Regions from separate parts of the Homo sapiens genome. Here region 2 is linked to region 1. The links are chromatin loops, found by intact Hi-C in ENCODE. Cell type or tissue: PC-3. All regions are shown on one strand. Each heading gives the region's core, and the rest is flanking DNA. Links, peaks and the distances in the headings are about the cores only.

Region 1 (5,407 bases), core at 119-5,118:
AACTGGGTCACCCACAGCAACTAGAGGCTGTCTAGAATTTTGCTAGAGGAGTTCATTTCCACTTATGGCTGCCTCCATCTTCAAAGCCAACAATAGAGAATCCTCCCCATGTTGACTGTCTCTCACACTTTGAATCTCTTTTCCAGAAACAGTTCTTTTAGGAACTCTCTGATTAGGTCAGGCTATTTGAGAATAAGCTTTCTTTGCTAAGGCAAGCTGATTTGGGATCTTAATTATATCGGCAGCATTCTATTACAGCAGCACCTAGATTAGTGTTTGATTGAATAACTGGGAGAAGATGTGTGTACAACAGCGATGGGGGAATCTTAGGAGCCATCCTAGAATTCCGCCTGTCAATGCATGGAAAAAATAAATACCGTTTAATAATATTACTTACTTCAGAAGTGGAGGGAAGCAGACATATTTATTCCAAAAGGTACACAAATGTCTTGAAACATACTTGTAATATTTTCTTCTCTCAACAAAATTGAAAGCAAATATGGCCACTTACTAAAATGCAATTATACTCTATATTTAGTACATAGATGTACATTAGGGTATTCCTTATATTTTCATATATTTGAACTTTTTCAATTGAATAAAAAATTTATTTGACTTGAAGTTTCACTTCAAATCCCTCCTTTCAGCTGAAGCATTCTTCAACATTTTCCTCATTCTTAAACTTTCACAATTCTCTTACAGTTAATACCATCTTTCTTGAGTATAACATTACATGCCATAGAACGTTTTGTGCAATTTGCATGCATCAACACTAATCAGTACATAAAACCTGTAAGAAAGGTAAGAATATCTGTTTGAAAAGAAAAATGTGTGGCTAAGTAAGTTGAGTTTCTGATATTCTTACAATTGGATCCATTTGGCTGAATTGAAACACTTCGTATTTTTTTACTCCATCTAATGAGTTCTTCATTGTTAGTGCAAACATCTTTCTTGTCACAAAACTCTAAATTCTTAAAGAAATACATCTTTTATGACCCTCGGCCTCTAAACAGTAATATTTATAGAGTATTTTCTCTTAAAACAAATGCTTGAACTGATTAAAGGGAGATGAATTCCTAGCACATCAGGTGAGAACATCCAGTAAAAGATTTAAATTCCTTTATAAATCTGAACAGAGTTAGTGGGGGCTGGGGGATGTGGGTTTAGATATAGAATTACATTTTGAATTTGAGTCAATGTTAAAATTCCATTCTAATTATGCTTGGAGTCATACCTACTGAAGGTTACAACTTTCCTTTAACAACAAGGAAATCCTTTGTCTTTTCTACAGGTTCACAGAGTATAGTGTTTTAGCTCTCACATTATCTCACTGCTTCACTAGAATTTCAAATACTTGATTCTCCTTAGAAACAAATGTCATGGTATTAACTGTATATATTAATAATAATACATAATATATAATACAATTTTTGAAGCATCACAACTTCCAAATAGCATACTAAAACTCATGTCCAAAATATGTTAACCATATATATATATACACACACATATAGTTTTATATATATATATGTGTGTATATATATACATATATATATATATACACACATACACACACAAACACACACACTTATGTAGTGTTCCCTCATTATCCATCCATGGGTCATACTTTCCAAGACCTCCAGTAGATGCCTGAAACCAGGGATAGTACTGAACCCTGTATATATCCTATACTATATATGTGTATATATATACTATATACTACATGTGTGTATATATATACTATATAATATATATGTGTGTATATATACTGTATACTATATATGTGTATATATACACTATATAGACTATATATGTATGTATATATGTATATATGTATATACTATACAGTATATACAGTATATATACTATATACAGTATGCTGTATATAGTATATATACTATATACAGCATGCTGTATATAGTATATATACAGTATATATACTATATACAGTATATGTATACAGTATACAGTATACTGTATATATACTATACATTATATACCATAGTATATACTATATATACTATACATTATAAATAGTACATATAATGTATACTATATAGTGTATATATACCATATACTATATAGTGTATATATACCATATACTATATAGTGTATAAATACTGTATATACTATATAGTATATATAGTATATACTATACTATATAGTGAATATATAGTATATACTATACTATATATACACTATATAGTACTATATATACTATATATACACTATATAGTATATATATTCTATATATACTGTATATAGTGTATATATACTATATACACTATATAGTATATATACACTATATACAGTATATATACTATAAATACTATATATACATTATACTGTATACAGTATATACTATATAGTATAATGTATATACAGTATAGTATATAGTATACTATATACTATACTATATATAGTATATATACTATATATGCTATACATTATATACTATAGTATATACTATATATGCTATACATTATATACTATAGTATATACTATATATGCTATACATTATATACTATAGTATATACTATATATGCTATACATTATATACTATAGTATATACTATATATACTATACATTATATATAGTATATATATACTGTATACTTGTATACTATATAAGTATGGCTCTGTAAACAATAAATTTTTTTTTCTGTCATCTCTTCTGTTTTTTTACATAAAATAAGTCTGAGCTACATTTTCCAGGTCCAATATATGTCCTTTAGGGTTTGTCTGGGGTCTGGGTTTCTTCTAAGTGTGATATAGTCAGTCCTAAGTCCTCAATGTCCAAATGAGTGCTCAAGTTCCAGCCTGAGATCTGAGTTTTCACCCAGAAGGATGAAGAAAGGATCAATAATGTCATGTAAAGTAATCCAGTTGTATTTTAATGTGGTTTCTTAGAAGTTTTCTATACAATCTTTCTGCTTACACTGACTCATCACTTTGCTATCCTATTTGCAAGGGACGTGAATAATACAGTCTTTATTCCAGGAGGCCACATGTCCAGCTCAATTCTGGCAATCTATTACTAAAGAAGGAGAAAGGAGATAAGAGAGTAGATGACTTGCAGTTTCAACTACACAAGTAAATCCAAGGCCTGGACAGATAATAAGGTGTAACTTCCACATTTTAGAGCTATAATTCTATAATCTTTGTCTATACAAACATATAAAAAATCTTCACCATATGCACATGCACACATATATTTAACCTGCCTGTCAAATTTGTGAATATGAAAATCTAGCATAAAAACATAATCTTTTTGATATGCATAGCTTTTTAAAAATAACATTTCCATGAGGCATCAAAGCTTTAATATCTACAACATTCCTAAATAGGGAAAAAAAATTACACATACCACAGAGCTCAGAACCTGCTATCAATTCCATTCACAGTGGCAGAATGGCTTTAATAGCAAAGACATTTATGAGTCATAAATTACCATTTATAAATGCAGTGTTTAGTGTTCATTTCAATGGACGACATATGGTCTCAACATTTCCAAATAGCTTGAACTGATAAATAGGCCACCAAAGTGGTTCAATTTGTTAAAATGCTAACACATTAACTCCTGCAGAAGTTGGGCTGCAGGTTTGCATCTGAAATGCTGAGCACTGACTTTGAGATTGCAAGATGCTACCTTTGGAAACTTGGCCAGGATTTATGAAGAGGATCTCACAGTCCATTTCTCATCATGATTTATATGATTTCTTGCAGGGAGACTTAGTGATCCATTGAGAATAACCCAACTCATTTGCCTTCATATTTCAGAATGAGACTGCCCATAACACCAACAATGCCCTACTGTTTTAATTGAACTATATCTGAGTTATATCTAGTGGACATAATTGGGGAACAGAATGTTCCAATATATTTTAGTACAAATTACTGGAATTATTTGGCTCTTCCAAGGGGAAAGGAAAGAACCAGAAGGAAGATGTCTTACTTATAGTTAGCACATTTATATTAAAAATGAATTTAAAGGGTCCAATATGTGAGGAGCTTTGAGATTGTCACTTTTTTCCAACAAATATCTGAACAAACTGAAAAACAAAAATCCTCTTGAATCTATTGAAGAACTTAGGTCACAGGGAAAACTGCTGTCTCCAAAACTGGAGAGTCAAATAGACAGATACAGAAATTCAAAACTTTCCAGAATGGAGACCAGCAAGCAGAAGATTCTGAGGGAGCAACTACTGGGATAGGAAAACTAGAACTCTAATTGACAAATTGCTGAAATCTCAGTGCAGAGAAGTCTGAGAATTGTGAAATCCATGGACCCAGGCTTAAGGTAGTACACCCACATGTCTGTGAGTTCTGCCTCAAGGAACTCTACCAGAACTTCAAAGTGAATGCTATAGAAAAATCTCTCTATGCTTCTGGGAGGATAGGGAAAAATTAACTCTTTTGAAATAACTCAGAGAATTATGTTATTCTTAATAAGAACTATCTTTAAGAGAAGTTATTTTACCATTGCCTAACCTATTGGGGTTTTATCAGGATCTGAGTGAATTGAGGGAAGGGAATTACCCAACTCATTTTCCTCTATCCATCCTTGTGGAAGAAAGGAAATGCCCAATTCCAGCCATCTCTAACCATACTGTCCCACCTGAGAGGAAAAAGACTGAAGTATGTGTGAAGTTTACAGTCTGAGCAGTCTCACTCAAACTCTGACATAATCATAGGACTACAGAATGATTCCCTTCTTCTACACCTTACTGCAATATTACTTAAGGCATATATGCTGCAGTTCCTTTTACACACTACATCATGTCTGGTTACCAACAAAAAATTTCAATGCTACTCAAAGGAAAAATAACTCACAGTTTGAAGAGATAGAGCAAGCATTAGAATAGGACTCAAGTATGGAAGGAATGTTGGAATTATCAAATCAGGATATTAAAATAACTGATTAATATGTAATGTTTCTAAAGGAAAAAGTAAACAACATGTAAGAACCAAATAGGTATTAGCGACAGAGAGGAAGAAATCGTAAGAAAGAATCAAGAAGAAATGCTAGAGATCAAAAACACTGTAACAGAAATGAAGAAGGATCTTGAATGGTTCATTAATGACTGGATACAGCTGAGGAAAGAATCTCTGAAATTGAAGATGTCTCAATAGGAATGCCAAACAGGAAAAAGAAAAAAAAAAAGAGAGAGAAAGGATAAAATAGTTAAAATATCCAGGAACCGTGGGACAACTGAAAATGGTGTAACCTACATGTAACGGGAAGACCAGAAAGAAAGGAAAGAGAAAAAGAAACAGAAGAAATAGTTGAAACAGTAATGATTGAGAATTTACCCAAATTAATGTCAGATATCAAATCAAAATTCCAGGAGTCTCGGAAAACACCATGCAAGATAAATGCCAAAATGACAACAACAAAAAACAATCAA
Region 2 (5,407 bases), core at 127-5,126, 150 kb before region 1:
TCATTAGTCATTAGGAAAACATAGTTAAATCCACAATAAAATACCACTACACATTGATCACAATTACTAAAATTAAAAAGACTGACCATATCAAATTTTGACAGAATTTGGAAAAACTGGAATTCTCCTACATGGATAGGAGGAATGTGAAATTGTACAGCCACTTCGGAAAAAAACACCTTAGAAGATTGATAAATTTAAACATACAACTGCTATATTAACTGGACATCCAACTCCTAGGTATTTATCCAAGAGAAGAGAATGCATATGTCCATAATAAAACTTGCATAGGGATGTTCATTGTTGCCTTATTTGCAATAACCAAAAAATGCAAAAATTTCTATTAATATGTGAACGGATAAATTTTGGTAGGCCTGTACAATGGAATATTACTGAGCAATAGAATGCAATGAACTACCGATACCCGCAACAACATGAGTGATTCACAAAAAGTCAGGATGAGTAAAAAAACCAAACATAGAATAATCCAAACTATATGATTACATTTATATAAAATTCTCAAAAATGCAAACTAAGTTACAGGGACTGAATGCTCATTAGTGGTTGTCTGGAGACAGGGTGGGAGGAGTGAGAGAAAGGGATTACAAGGAAAAGCAGGAAACTTCTGGAGGTGATAGATATATTCAGTATCTTGATCATGGTTACATTTTCTTGGATGTATACACAGGCCAAACTTAGCCAATTGCATATTTTAAATATGTGCAGTTTGTTGTATGTTAATTATACCTTAATAAGTTCATTTAAAATAAACAAGAAGACTTTTTTTCTGTTTTCTGCCTTTTTATTTCACTGTAGTTACTCCCCTTGGCAGTATTTAACATAGATCCAGGTAGCAAAGAATCTTGGTGATGTCATTTGCCCAGTTTCAGCCTTAGTATCACAGAGGAGAATTAGAAGTTTAGATTTGCTGCCAAAAACAATATGTAAAAATGGACACACACAAATCATCTCTTTGCTTACTCACACTCTTTGTATATATTTGAATTGCCATACAAAAAATACTTTCAGGTTGCCACTTAACAAAATGGAACTCTGGGCCAGGCGCAGTGGCTCACACCTGCAATCCCAGCACTTTGGGAGGCCAAGGTGGGCATATCACCTAAAGTCAGGAGTTCGAGACCAGCCTTGCCAACATGGCAAAACCCCATCTCTACTAAAAATACAAAAATTAGCCACGTGTGGTGGTGGGTACCTGTAATCCCAGCTACTCAGGAGGCTGAGGCAGGAGAGTCACTTGAACTGGGAGGCCGGATGTCGCAGTGAGCCGAGATCACACCACTGCACTCCAGCCTGGGCGACAAGAGCGAAACTCCGTCAAAAAAAAAAAAAAAAAAAAAACACACAAAAAATGGAACTCTGACAGAGATGCCCTCATCCTGCCTACAAAAATAAAAGACACAAGTCTTAGCAGTTACAGTGTACATTATTGTGCAATGTTAATTTCCATCTTGCTTTAGTCATTAGACCACCTGAATATTCTGATAGAAAAATAGACATTTAACCAGTAGGACTACCAATGCAGGATCTTAATATTATTAGGTTTTTTTTAGAGGCCTTCCTAGATTCATGCCTATAGTAATTCTATTTTCTGATTCCTACCTTATGTCTCCAACGTGGTTAACTCTTCTTCAAAACCTGGTTAGATTTTTGTTTGCATTCTGTCTGAAATGGTTTCAAAGCGGCAATTATGTACATTGTTATGGAAGCCTGCTCATGTCTTGAGCTGAGGCTGTGATAGCTTTTATCATTTTGTTCATTTTATCAAAATAAAACAAACACTAAAACTGCCTTACAAATTCTAATTTATATAGAATAATTGAGGAAATTCTAGTTGATTAACTTAGGGAAGAATTTGAAAAGCATCTCATATGTGTCTAGGGCTATCAGGTAAACATGGGCTTAAATTTACTCTGGACTACCCCAAAGCTAGAACTGAGAATGGCAAGGAGAAGCTCTTTCTAGTGCCAGGCATCCCCACGTATGCAGCTTCTTTTTGAAGTAATGATCCATCCATCACTAAAATTGTTTCAGGAGAGGCCAAATGATTTTCAGTCAGATAGAAAAGATTCTTACATGAAGGGAAGGTTGAAGTGTTGGATACATGTTCTATGAAGTCGCATCTGACTTTTGAAGCTATCTGCACAAGTCAGTTAAAGTAAGTGGTTTTTATTTTATGTTGTTGTATAAATACAATTGATTCTTAGCTAAATGCCTAATTTTATTTTCACCATTCAAGGCAGAATGCATGCTGTCTCTTGATTTAGACTTCTTCCCATCCCAAACTGATGTGTCTTAGACTCTGAACCACAAGGCTTGTTTTCTGTTAAAACAATCTCACAAATGAATTCAAGCTAAATCAATACTGGGAAATCACAGATTAATTTGTTCACCTTATGCCAACATTCTATAAGGTCTTAGATTCTTAACGACCTATTGATGTAGTCAATGTGAGAATTCTGGCTCTTTAACGTGACCAGTTTTAGGTATATTCCTTTGAGTTCCTTTGCTGTTAATTCTGAATTCATACCATTAAATAGGTAGAGACTATTTTACTCCAGATATATAACCTTAAAATTCATCTTGTCTTCAGCTCCCCTGTGCCTCAAATAAATGGTGGGAAATTCGGCTAAGTAGGAGCAATGCATCTGAAAAAGCTGATGTTTAATAGAAATACACATATGCATGTATATGTGTGTATTTCTAATGACATATTTTTGCTGATATTCGTGAAAAAAATCAGTGTGGCAAGAGAAATGTTTAAGCATAAACAACATCCTTGGCCTGAATGACTACAACAAAGCTATCAGAAACAAAATAGAAATATGGAAATTATTTTCAAATCTCATCTTAATTTCTTCCCTTTTAGCTCTGTTTCTTTATTTCTCTCAGTTAAATGAAAAGAACATTTCACTGTTTTATGTTCACTTTAGGAGTACTTTTATCCTTCTGATCCTCATGAATCCTATGCCATTTTTAGCTTTACAGCATAGAATAATTAATAACTATTTTGAACATAATGTTTTTATGATTTTTAAGGTTCACTAGTGGATATGCATAAGGGTAAGGGAAGAAAATAAGTTTATTTGAGGAAGAATCTCTATATTTAGTGATTTTTGTAATTCCACTTAACTACAGGGTCTCACTCTGTCATCCAGGCTGAAGTGTTGTGGCACAATTATGGTCCACGGCAACCTCCACCTCCTGGGCTCAAGCAATCCTCTCACTTCAGCCTCCCAAGTAGTTGGGACTACAGGCACATGCCACCACACCCGACTGATTTTTGTACTTTTTGTCAAGAAGGAGTTTTGCCATATTGCCCAGACTGGTCTTGAACTTCTGAGCTCAAGTGATCTACCCACCTCAACCTCCCAAAGTTTTAGCATTATAGGAGTGAGCCAAGGTGCCAGCCTGTATGCTGACGTTTTAAGTAAAAAAACATGATTGCTTATTGGTTTTGCTAAATTCCTTTTGTTTCACTCAGGAGAACATTGTTACAGTAACGATATCTCCATGAGCAAAGCTCAGTTGGATAGGCCTGAATGGAATGGATTTGTCATAATTATAGAATTTCAAGTGAATATTTATTCATGTTTTATAAATGTTTCCCCCAAATACACAGACACTGACGTAAAAGCAAGTGATTTAATTCTGTCCTGTAGATCATGAAAACAACTGGTTGAACTTTCTTATTCCACTATTTCCAAAATAGCAGTTTATTAGAAAATATTTAACATTATGTTTTCATTCTAGTTAGAGTGTGGAGAAGTAAGTCAAATAGTGGGTTGAATAAATGAGATTAAAAGTTATGAATGAGAAAAGTCCAAATATTAAATAAGCAGTCTCTAAGGGTTGTAAATGTTAGTAATATTTCCCTTGTCATCATTTCTGCATCTCTGCCTTTTCCTGTCTGGTTCCTCAAGACATCCTCTCCCTCAACACTATGCTACCCAAAGTCACATTATCATAAGACAACTCAATCACATTCAGGTCAAAAGCTTTAAGACTGAGATGTTTGTCTTTCCATGTATCAGTATGAAAGAAACAGAGAGAGAGAGAAAAAAAGATAACTCACATAAGCATATGTCACATACTTCCCTATAGTTATACCTTAGAATGAAGTGGGAATGAGGAACCAGTACTTAAGTAGATATAGTGCTTGAATATGAGGCAAGAGATAAATTCTCTTGTTCTGTTTTCTGGTGTGTAAAATGAGAGATACATCCTATCCTAGTGAAAAGAGCAAACTGCCTCAGCCTCCCGAGTAGCTGGGATTACAGGCGCCTGCCACCATTCCTGGCTAATTTTTTGTATTTTTAGTAGAGACGGGGTTTCACCGTATTAGCCAGGATGGTCTCGATCTCCTGACTTCGTGTGGCAGGCACCTCTCTCTGCTCTTGCTACTTCTCTCTCCATGTGACATGCCTGCTCCCCCTTTGCCTTTCACCAGGAATAAAAGCTCCCTGAGGTATCGTTAGAAGCTGAGCAAATGCCACTGCCATGCTTTCTCTACAGCCTGCAGAACTCTGAGCCAACTAAACCTCTTTTCTTTATCAATTACCGAGTCTCAGGTATTCCTTTATAGTAACGCAAAACAGACTAATACACTGACCAACATGCTGTGGTTTATGTAAAGAACAACTGTAAAATTAGAATAGTTAAGGCCATGTTGACTTGCAAACTATAGTTGCCTGGCAAACTATAGTTATTAGTATTTATTATAATAACTGATTTTATATAGATATATAATATAGATATATAATAACTAACTTTATATAGATATATTATATATCTATTATATCTCTCTATATTAAATCTCTATGTATTATATCTCTATATATCTCTATATATTATATATCTATATAAAGTTTTATGTATATATCATATATAATAGTTATACATATATAACTTACATAACATATATAGCTATATAATAACTTTATATATAACTTCTGTTTAATAACTATTATATATAATAGTTATACATACAGAACTATTATACAAATGTGTAACTATTATATATAATACTTACTATATGTATATTTATATAATAGCTATTATATATAATAGTTATTATGCATATATTTTGTATTTTTGGAAAGAGAGTAGGTATTTAGATTTTTTAAAAAACTTATTACAATGTTTTTTAGTAATAGACAAAGATTTAATGAATAATTAAAGAAATACTGGTATACTTGTCAATAAAAAAGTAAAATATGATTGAAGACTTCTGAAGGGTTATTCTCAACCTCATTCATTTTTCTTTTTCCCACCACATCCTCCATTGTTAAGGTGGCATTTATTATTTTACAAATTTTCTTTGATTCATCATATATATATATTCTACTGTTGTAAATAATTTTAAACTATGTATAAGTTGTTTCAAACT

What was found. A loop is a pair of places that touch in the nucleus more often than their neighbours do. Peaks named below come from ENCODE experiments on the same cell type or tissue, not always from the same donor. Only the 100,000 strongest peaks of a DNase experiment are listed, where the experiment ranks them.
Region 2: a loop joins it to region 1, with 2.7 times the contacts of the local background. A loop is called at or near these places in 1 of 110 quality-filtered maps.

What each region holds. Positions count from the first base shown.
Region 1 is chr18:44,076,822-44,082,228 of GRCh38, forward strand. No RefSeq gene overlaps it. Among named protein-coding and RNA genes, the nearest start is that of LINC01478, 450 kb to the right of the region's middle. In PC-3, for the core only: no CTCF peak of the experiment used is centred there; a DNase peak (open chromatin) is centred at 2,990; H3K27ac peaks cover 381 bases.
Region 2 is chr18:43,922,380-43,927,786 of GRCh38, forward strand. The region is part of intron 2 of LOC105372088 (a long non-coding RNA gene); the gene reads right to left. Among named protein-coding and RNA genes, the nearest start is that of LINC01478, 610 kb to the right of the region's middle. In PC-3, for the core only: no CTCF peak of the experiment used is centred there; no DNase peak of the experiment used is centred there; H3K27ac peaks cover 725 bases.